2 separate regions of the Homo sapiens genome follow, and region 1 is linked to region 2. Evidence: chromatin contacts called from ENCODE Hi-C or POLR2A ChIA-PET data. All regions are on one chromosome and are shown on one strand. Each heading gives the region's core, a stretch centred on a gene start or an enhancer-like site at or near the end of the contact. The rest is flanking DNA. Distances are from core to core; before and after follow the strand shown.

The links. A loop is a pair of places that touch in the nucleus more often than their neighbours do. ChIA-PET counts read pairs that join two places held with the same protein, here RNA polymerase II (POLR2A). Pooled maps may share reads with other maps.
Region 1: a loop to region 2 is called in a map of chondrocyte, with 2.4 times the contacts of the local background. The contact joins the enhancer-like site here to the promoter of MX1 in region 2. A Hi-C loop is called at or near these places in 4 of 168 maps with a recorded cell type or tissue (HepG2, PC-3, PC-9 and 1 more) and 7 of 50 pooled maps. POLR2A ChIA-PET finds 5 or more read pairs at or near these places in 6 of 52 experiments (MCF 10A, activated CD4-positive, alpha-beta memory T cell, activated CD8-positive, alpha-beta T cell and 2 more).

The regions. Positions count from the first base shown.
Region 1 is chr21:41,464,097-41,468,982 of GRCh38, forward strand. It overlaps TMPRSS2 (transmembrane serine protease 2), which reads right to left. Exons shown (of 14, transcript NM_005656.4): 12 at 4,300-4,442; 13 at 3,638-3,790; 14 at 209-2,057. The coding sequence ends at 2,046. Among named protein-coding and RNA genes, the nearest start is that of MX1, 40 kb to the left of the region's middle. Within about 2 kb of position 2,273, at least 4 of the 41 ENCODE cell types and tissues checked have a DNase peak (open chromatin) inside an H3K27ac peak, as active enhancers do.
Region 2 is chr21:41,423,135-41,427,964 of GRCh38, forward strand. MX1 (MX dynamin like GTPase 1) reads left to right here and starts at 3,105. Exons shown (of 17, transcript NM_002462.5): 1 at 3,105-3,129; 2 at 4,072-4,170; 3 at 4,621-4,732. RefSeq lists an enhancer at 2,772-3,211.

The DNA.
Region 1 (4,886 bases), core at 1,023-3,522, 40 kb after region 2:
GGGTGGGTCTTTCCTGTGCTGTTTTTGTGATAGTGAATGGGTCTCACAAGATCTGATGGTTTAAAAAATGGGAGTTTCTGTGCACAAACTCTCTCCCTGCCTGCTGCCATCCATGTAAGATGTGATTTGCTCTTCCTTGCTTTCTGCCATGATTGTGAGGCCTCCCCAGCCATGTGGAATTGTAAATCCAATAAACTTCTTTCTTTTGTAAATTGCAGTCTTGGGTATGTCTTTATTAGGAGCATGGAAACAGACTAATAGAATAATAAGAAGGAGTCATTTGAGGGACCTCTCCAACAGGACAGGCTGCAGGAACTGAGGGCACCAACCACAGGAGCACCAAGTCTGGCCTTGCCTCACCTTTGGTCCTCTGACCAGCAGCCTCAACATCACCCCCTTATAAGGAAATGGAGGCTGGTCCTACTCACCAGGCAGAACTTCAAAGATGCAGTAGTTACTTTGAAAAAAAAATTGCATAATTTATTTGCATGATATTCATTTTCACAATTGAACTTTACAGTTTAAAAAAGATACAAAAAAAGACAAACAGTTGTTCACATAAATAAGAAGGGGCAATAAAGAAGGAAGACGTTTTCACCATTACAACACCTTTTAGGATGTGTCTTGGGGAGCAAGCACCTTACAGTGCCAACTGTTTCCAAGGTCCCTGGGAATGCTGCTCTCTACAGAGGCATGTGCACAGACAGATCCTGCAAATGGGATTGCATGACTTTCCATTTCAAGGTTAAGTCCTAGCTGTAGAATCATTCATTTCATTCTTGCAAACCAGCCTGCTTGGCCAGGAGGCAGAACCATGGTAGAGTAGTGCTCATGGTTATGGCACTTGGCAATGCAAAAGGGACCCTTCCCCTGGTTGGAAACCCACAGCATTGGAAGGGACCACAGAGAGTCCAAAACAAAACACATCTTTCTCTTCTTCGCCGCCACCATGGGCACTTTGCTTCAGCACATTCATTTATAGAACGTTAAGTCAGGAGCCAGTCATTTTGTCAAAGCAGCTGAAATAGGCCACCACTCTTACTTGGCAAAGATGATACAGTTTCAAAGAGTTAAATGAAGGTGGACTACTTGGAGACATCAAAAGCTAAGTTTCCAGGAGCACTGAGGTAGCAATGTGTAGAAACATAACATGGAAACAGTGTACCTTAAACTGAGCATCCTTGATTTCCCCCATGGACCTCAATTTCCAGTGACTAGCAGGCCTGAAGAGGCCAACATGGTGCCAGACTTGGCGCCCTGCCAGGACCAAGGGGCATGTGCACTCTCCAGGGTGCTAGGAGCAGGGTCAGGGAGGATGAGGAGGAAGGCTGAGTCTCCCTCCCAGGAGCCCCACCCAATGTGCAGGTGGAGACCTGCACCAGGAGTGCTCAGGGCAAGTTCCTTTTCAATTGCTTCCCTCGCACCAAGGGCACTGTCTATATTCTCACCCCATAAGAACAAAAATGTTTCTGTTCCCCTTACAAGTGACTACCACGTCACCACCCATGAAGGGCTGGTCCCTTTATTTCTGGCCACCATCCAGGGCTGCTAAGGCTCTAAGAACCCATCAGCAAAATCCCCTTGTGGAGAGGTAGGCTGGGGACACTACCAAGTGGCCCCAGAGGGCAGCCGCTGCAGGTGCCACCTGGCTGTCTCCCTTTCCATGTCTCTCCTTTTTCATCTCAAGTCATCCAGCAGCTGAGAGGTGACAGCTCCATGCTCATCCAAAATTGGCCCCTGGAAAGGACTCAGCAGGAAGATCTCAATGGGGCAGCCTCCACCCCTCTCCTCCACACTTGACCGCCAGTGCCCACAACCAGCCGGCCATCACCCCTTGCGGACAAGGGGTTAGGGAGAGCAGGCTGGGCAGGGGAGCCACTGCAGCCTGCACAGAATGGCAGAGAGTGCCAAAGCCAGACAAGTTCACTGTTTAATAAAAATGAAGTGACCTCTGAATCATCTCTAAGAGTAAATCATGCACGGGGAAGCAAAACCAGCCCCATTGTTTTCTTGTAAAACGACGTCAAGGACGAAGACCATGTGGATTAGCCGTCTGCCTGTTCAAATAGGAAAAAAAAAAGTGTGTTATTTTCTTAAGACAAACAAAGGTGGAAAATAATTTTTTCCTCTAGGTTCGCATGAAGCACTTAGAAACCAAATAAGCAAGCTTAATAGCACAAAGGGATCATTCTTCTCTCCAACGTGTTGGTCAGAGTCAGGCTGAGCATGGCGGGGCAGGAGCTCCGGAAGGAGCGGGCAGCGGATGTGGAGGCCGGCACAACAGGCATCTCTTCAGCAGAGTCTGGGCCTCCCCCGGCTGCTCTCCTGCCACGCAGCCCTTCCCTCCCTGCACAGCCATGCGGACCCACCTGCAGCCGCCAAACACACCTGGATCATTTCCTAGCTCCATCCTGGTGCGAGTCCGCCCCTCAGCCTGGCTGACCATCCCAGCCCTGCCAGCTTCCCTCCTGCCCTGCCTCCTCCTCCTGGGGTCATCTGTTTCTAGCACTGGGCCCTGGGCCAGGTGACGCCCCCTGGGCCCCATGGTCATGGGAAGGCCCTGAGTCCCGCGTGTCATTTGAAGGAGACACAGGTCGGGCCTCAGCGGGAAAGGCCCCCTGGTTCTGCTCCTCCTTCAACAGACTGGGCATCTGGGAGATTTGGGAGAAGACAGAATAGACTGCTTTCTTCCACTAGTAGCCCAGCCCCAGAAAGCACAGAAATCTGAGAAAACTATACGTCTGAGGTCCTGGAGATGAGAAGATCTGGTTCTCACCCCCTATCTGGACAATGCCCAAAGCCAGGGCTCTGCTAAGCAGAGACATCCATGAGGCTCACATGGAACCCCTGAGACCTTCCCTCGTGCTTGAGTCTGGGGCATCAGAGAACCCTGGCTGCTCCTGCCCTTCCTAACCTTGGGGGCTGCCCAGGAGCCACTCGATGGCCCCAGAAAAGGATGGGCACAGCCGGCTCTTCCCTCTGCTCTCTATAAATCAAAAGTTTCATGTGAGGCCGGGCACCGTGGTTCACACTTGTAATCCCAGCACTGTGGGAGGCTGAGGTGGGTGAATCACCTGAGGTCAGGGCTTCGAGACCAGCCTGGCCAACATGGAGAAACCCCATCTCTACTAAAAATACAAAAAGTAGCTGGGCGTGGTGGCGCATGCCTGTAGTCCCAGCTACTTGGGAGGCTGAGGCAGGAGAATCACTTGAACCCAGGAGGCAAAGGTTGCAGTGAGTCGAGATTGTGCCACTGCACTCCAGCCTGGGCGACACAGTGAGACTCCATCTCAAAAAAAAAAAAAAAAAGTTTGATGTGAGGTGGCCTGGGTGGAACAGCTGAGTCAGCTGAGCCAGAACGAAGTGTGGTTGGCAGAGCACCAAGGAATTTCACACAAGCTGAGCCCCAGCGCTTTTCATCCAAACACCAGGGGAAATATGCAAGTGAAGCCAGTGAGAGGCAATGGGCAATGGGTGGACACTGGGGGGATGGGGCTGTGGCTGGAGGAAGCAGAGTTTGCTTCATGCTGACCAGTGGTCACCAGTCAGCTTCCAGCAGCAGAACCACGCCTAACAGATGTCTGGCTTTGGCTCGAGGAATCGGAGAACACAGTCAGAAGGAGGACAGGATAGTTACCCTCATTTGTCGATAAATCCAGTCCGTGAATACCATCACATTCCCGTACACTCCTGGTCTGTAAGCTTTGGCACAGCCAGAACCCCAGCTTGTATCCCCTATCAGCCACCAGATATTGTTCTTCGAAGTGACCAGAGGCCCTCCACTGTCACCCTGTGGGACACAGCAAGGTACAGAGAGCAGAAAATCAAGTCACAATCTGCCGCACACCACTGACCAGGCCTAGAGGAGTTGGGGGGCGGGGGTCGCAGTGTGAGTTACGAGTGACTGTGTGGGCTTCGAATCTCCACCATCAAGGGGTGATGGTAACAGAGATGTAACCCCCAAAGAGATAGCCCCCATCCTGAATTTTAATCTGTTCAAGCTAAAAGTTACTAAATAAATTGCCGTTCATAATTTAAAATAGTCTAAATACTTGTTTCTGTTCCACTGGCACTTTTACCAAATACCGGTTTTTCAGAGGGTGTGTGTGATTTGTTGACTGTACTTCCTTCTGCCACCAGAAGCGTTCGCACTGTTTGTGGCCGTCACTTCCCATGACTGCCCCGAGCTGGCTCCGTGTCACTGAGGAGGCTCTGCTGACCCCAAGAATGCCCTCTCTCTCATGGGGGGTTCAGTAGGATCTGGTAAGGACCAAAGGTAGAATAAAAATGTTGAATTACCTGGCAAGAATCGACGTTCCCCTGCAGGAAGCCGGCACAGATCATGGCTGGTGTGATCAGGTTGTCATAGACATATCTGCTGTTGCATCTCTGTGTCTCAATGAGAAGCACCTTGGCAGCGTTCAGCACTTCTGAGGTCTTCCCTAAGGACAGGGAGACTTGTTGAGCTCCCAGTGTTGCCTGCAGCTCTCGCAGGGAGAGCACACTTCCCTCCCTGAGACCTCCACACGCACTACACAGATGGTCACAGCCCTATTTTCCAGCCCTGCCCCGGTCAGCTCATCCCAGCACCAACCCCTCTCCTGGGAAACCTGGATTCTCCTTACAACTGGCGGTGCCTGTGCTGAATGCAGCTCTGGAGTTCAGCTTCAGGGAAAGAAATTCCCAGCTCTGAAACTATAGGGCTCTATCAGTGCCATGGAATCCCCCTCTTATTCACCCAACGGCTTGGTTCTGCTGAACCAATTTCCCACTCCTCACTGAACCCCACCCAGGACACACAGGCGCCTGTTTCCCCTCTGGCATGCACACACTCTTCTGGAGCACACGTGACCCTCCCTAGGCCGCCTGCTTCTCGGCTCCCCTGC
Region 2 (4,830 bases), core at 1,855-4,354:
AGCCTTTAGCCCGAATGGGAGCGGCAATGGGTGCCTCGCTGGATCAGGAGCACAGCGGACACACTGCCGGATCCAGAGGGGTGGACATCAGTGGTGGGTCTGTGATGGCGGCAAACAACAGCAGACAGCAAATGGCAGTGGTGGATGGCAAGCGAAAGCTCAGCTCCAGCCATAACAAACACGGACCAGAAGAGTGTGCAGTTGCAAGATTTAACAGAGTGAAAACAGACGTCCCATACAAAGGGAGGGAACCCAAAGGGGGTTGCCATTGCTGGGTCGAATGCCTGGGTTTCTGTCTCAATCACTGTCCCTCCCCCTGTGCTCTCAGGCAATAGATGATTGGCTATTTCTTTACTTCCTGTTTTTGCCTAATTAGTATTTTAGTGAGCTCTCTTTACTACCTGATTGGTCGGGTGTGAGCTAAGTTGCAAGCCCTGTGTTTAAAGGTGGATGTGGTCACCTTCCCAGCTAGGCTTAGGGATTCTTAGTCGGCCTGGGACATCCAGCTCGTCCCGTCTCTCACTGACACCTAACACATCCTACATGCTCAGTAGACAGGAGCTATTATTGTATGACTGACTGCTGAATTACACCCCAAAACAACCACCTATACTCCCCAAGGCCCTGCCATATCATATGCATATTAGAGGCAATGAAGCACCAAAATCTAAGGCCAGGGAAGGACTGCGGTGGACAAGGGAAGTGCCTAGGGCGTTAAAACTTAAGGAGGCATTGCACCAACTGGGAGTGAGCTGTGTGTGCTGTGTTTCCTGGGCAGGGCGCCTCACTGCCCTTCCGAGTCCTGCCCTGGCTGAGGTTGTGCCTCTATCTGGTTATCAGTTGCCTGCAGCTCTTTCTGATTTTGTTCGTGAACAAGGGCCCTTAGGGAAGCCTCCCGCTGTTGGAAACAGCAGCAGCATCACCCAGAGTGAAGTCTCTGTTCACATGAGTGCCAGCTCTGCTCACACCTACCCTGCGTTCCCAAGGCACTGTTCCTGCTTCAGAAAGCATCAGCCCAGCCTGCTCACAGTCCCCCAGGATGTGCTGTTGCCTGGGTTCTTGACTAGGAAGTAAAAGGCCCAGAGGGGTTGAGTGTGTGTGTGTGTGTGTGTGTGTGTGTGTGTGTGTTAAAGTGAGGTCATTGCTAATTCCTGGGAGAACTTGTGTTCCCCTTGGATGAACCCCTTGGATGAAGAACCCCTTGGATGGGGTTGCCCAGCCCTAGGAGTGGATCCTGCAAAGCAAAATAGATTTCAGCACAGGGAGCTGGCTGGGGGGCTCCTCCCCCTCTTGTAGGTGCAGCAGTATTGAATTTGATTCCATCCAGGTTTCCCCTGACCCCAGGACCTAAAGCTGGGGCAGGTTCTGGGCCTTGAGGTTGGTTGGGGGTGACCCTTCCTAATCATGGAAGTCTTTAGCGGGGGCTTGTAAGGGACTGTGAGCTGAGCTAAGGAGAATGGAGGTGGGGTGCCAACCGCTCCCAAAGGGAAATGCCATCTCCCACTCACAGCCAGTTAGCCGAGAATGGGAGCTCCCAAAGGGAGGACCACCCATGGGTCTGCTTGACTCAGCCCTCCCCAACCCCTTTCACCTTTGCAGTAAAACTCTAGCCAAGGAAGACAAAGAGACCTTTGGAGACCAAAACAGAACTTTTAATTCGGGCCAACAGCAGGCTCATGCCCAAAATGGCTGCCAACCCCAACAAAGAAAGCAGCTAGCTTATATGTCGTTTGAGATGGGAAAAACAAGGTAGGATACAGGTTTCAGACAAAGACAGTAAATTACTTAACCCGTGACAATTCTGAGGAAACTGGCAATTCAGTTATATTGACTAGTCATCCTCCAAGCTGGACTAGGGTTGGAGGCTGGGGTCCCGAGGCAGGTGATAAGCTTTTGAGATAAGCTTGCATCTGCAACTTGTTACAATGCTGGGAGGGGCTGCTTAAAATTTTAGCCTATGTGTTACTTCTAAATAGCTTATACTAAATGTTAACTGTTTTCATGTGCGTCCATGTGAAGAGACCACCAAACAGGCTTTGTGTGAGCAACATGGCTGTGTATTTCACCTGGGTGCAGGCGGGCTGAGTCCGAAAAGAGAGTCAGCGAAGGGAGATAGGGGTGGGGCCGTTTTATAGGATTTGGGAAGGTAATGGAAAATTACAGTCAAAGGGGGTTGTTCTCTGGTGGGCAGGGGTGAATCTCACAAAGTACATTCTCAAGGGTGGGGAGAATTACAAATAACCTTCTTAAGGGTGGGGAAGATTACAAAGTACATTGATCAGTTAGGGTGGGGCAGGAACAAATCACAATGGTGGAATGTCATCAGTTAAGGCTGTTTTTACTTCTTTTGTGGATCTTCAGTTACTTTAGGCCATCTGGATGTATACCTGCAAGTCACAGGGGATGCGATGGCCTGGCCTGGGATGCGATGGCCTGGCCTGACAACTATTACCTATGTTATGTTTATTATTTTAAGCTTTATTATTACTATTTTATTTATTTTATTTTATTTTCCTTCCACACACCCGTTTCCACCCTGGAGAGGCCAGATGAGCCAGACTCCAGGGAGGCCTAGAAGTGGGCAAGGGGAAACGGGAAAGGAGGAAGATGGTATGGGTGTGCCTGGTTAGGGGTGGGAGTGCTGGACGGAGTTCGGGACAAGAGGGGCTCTGCAGCCATTGGCACACAATGCCTGGGAGTCCCTGCTGGTGCTGGGATCATCCCAGTGAGCCCTGGGAGGGAACTGAAGACCCCCAATTACCAATGCATCTGTTTTCAAAACCGACGGGGGGAAGGACATGCCTAGGTTCAAGGATACGTGCAGGCTTGGATGACTCCGGGCCATTAGGGAGCCTCCGGAGCACCTTGATCCTCAGACGGGCCTGATGAAACGAGCATCTGATTCAGCAGGCCTGGGTTCGGGCCCGAGAACCTGCGTCTCCCGCGAGTTCCCGCGAGGCAAGTGCTGCAGGTGCGGGGCCAGGAGCTAGGTTTCGTTTCTGCGCCCGGAGCCGCCCTCAGCACAGGGTCTGTGAGTTTCATTTCTTCGCGGCGCGGGGCGGGGCTGGGCGCGGGGTGAAAGAGGCGAAGCGAGAGCGGAGGCCGCACTCCAGCACTGCGCAGGGACCGGTGAGTGTCGCTTCTGGGGGCAGCGCCCAGTAACCGCGCTAGGAGCGCGGAGAAGGGCATTGGGAGAGCGGCGTTCGTGGCGGAGACTAGCGCTCCGGAGCACGGGCACGACGGGGGCACCTTCTCGGCTGCTAGTAACTAACAATAATAATAATCATAATCATAGCAAGGGCGCTGATGGGCGGGCTCGGAGCACGCCTGATTCTGGTTCCCACCAGGCTGCCCAGGCTCCTGATGACGCATCAGAAACATCCCCCTAACCCGCGGCCTTCCTGCAGGAGAGGTTGGGAAGGGGTGGGGGACGGGGCTCGGGGGAGGTCTCCGAGGGACTCTAGTAAGCGGGGAAGGGCGCCGGGAAAGTTTCAGATCCACGGCTGCGCGGGCCACGAGCCCACCCGAACGCCGACCACTGCTTTCCGTCGACTTCTATTTCCTGGGAACGCGCGAAAGCAAACCCAAGTCAGACTGCGGAGGTCGCTGGGGAGGGAAGGTTCAAGGAGTTCTCGCCGATCCTGCTGAATAAAGGGGGTTCCGAGCTGGGCCGAGATGGGGCATGCGCGGGAAGACCCCTGCCCGCTGTTCCCCCCCACCGCCCCAGTGGATGCCATGCCTGGGGCCTCCCCGGCGCGTGGGGCTGACGCACCCTCGGGGTCCATCGTAGTTGGCCGGGATCGTGGAGTGGGTGCGGTGGACGAAGGGAGGCAGGACAGTCCCGGGGGTGGCAGAAGGAGCCCGGGCACAGCTGAGACCTGCGCTCCCATCCCACCAACACTCACAGCAGGTGCTGCCGAGCTGGGCAATTGGGATGGCCCAAGTTATTTGGTTAAATTTTAAATCACGTTTGTTACTGGGAAGTAGAGTCCAGTGATGCTAACCGCGCCTCTACCTCCACCACCGGTGTCAGTCCCAAAGGGCTCCTAAAATGGCTGTGTCATCTTTCAGCCTTGGACCGCAGTTGCCGGCCAGGAATCCCAGTGTCACGGTGGACACGCCTCCCTCGCGCCCTTGCCGCCCACCTGCTCACCCAGCTCAGGGGCTTTGGTAGGTAGCAGTGCATTTGGTCTAAAGGGCAAGATGTTCTCTCTTTTATTCATAACAAATTTAAATACCAGCAGGGTTTGGGGGGAAAAACGCTTTCAGAAGAAAAGGTGAATGTCAGTCCTGCAAGAGTTAGTTTTAAAACTAGACTGAATTGGCACATGTATACCTATGTAACAAACCTGCACGTTCTGCACATGTACCCCAGAACTTAAAAGCTTATAAAAAAAGAAAAAACTAGACTGGATTATGTTGGGAAAGTGTAGCCTCTTCCATCTTAGGCATTTCCTAGAACGTAGGCAGTAGGTGGTCCTTATTAGGAGTTTTGGGAGAGGAAGGGGGCTGAATCCTACCTCCCATCCCTGCTCCTCTATGGGGTCTGAGCTGAGGAAGCTTCACCACAAGGAGAGAACCCCCTGACAACCCTGGATGCCACCTTTACCCTCACTGCAGGAATTCTGTGGCCACACTGCGAGGAGATCGGTTCTGGGTCGGAGGCTACAGGAAGACTCCCACTCCCTGAAATCTGGAGTGAAGAACGCCGCCATCCAGCCACCATTCCAAGGTAAGGCAGAAATGAAGTGGGCCGTTGGGTTCTTTCTTTTCTTTCTTTCTTTTTTTTGAGACAAGGTCTCACTCTGTCGCCCAGGCTGGAGTGCAGTG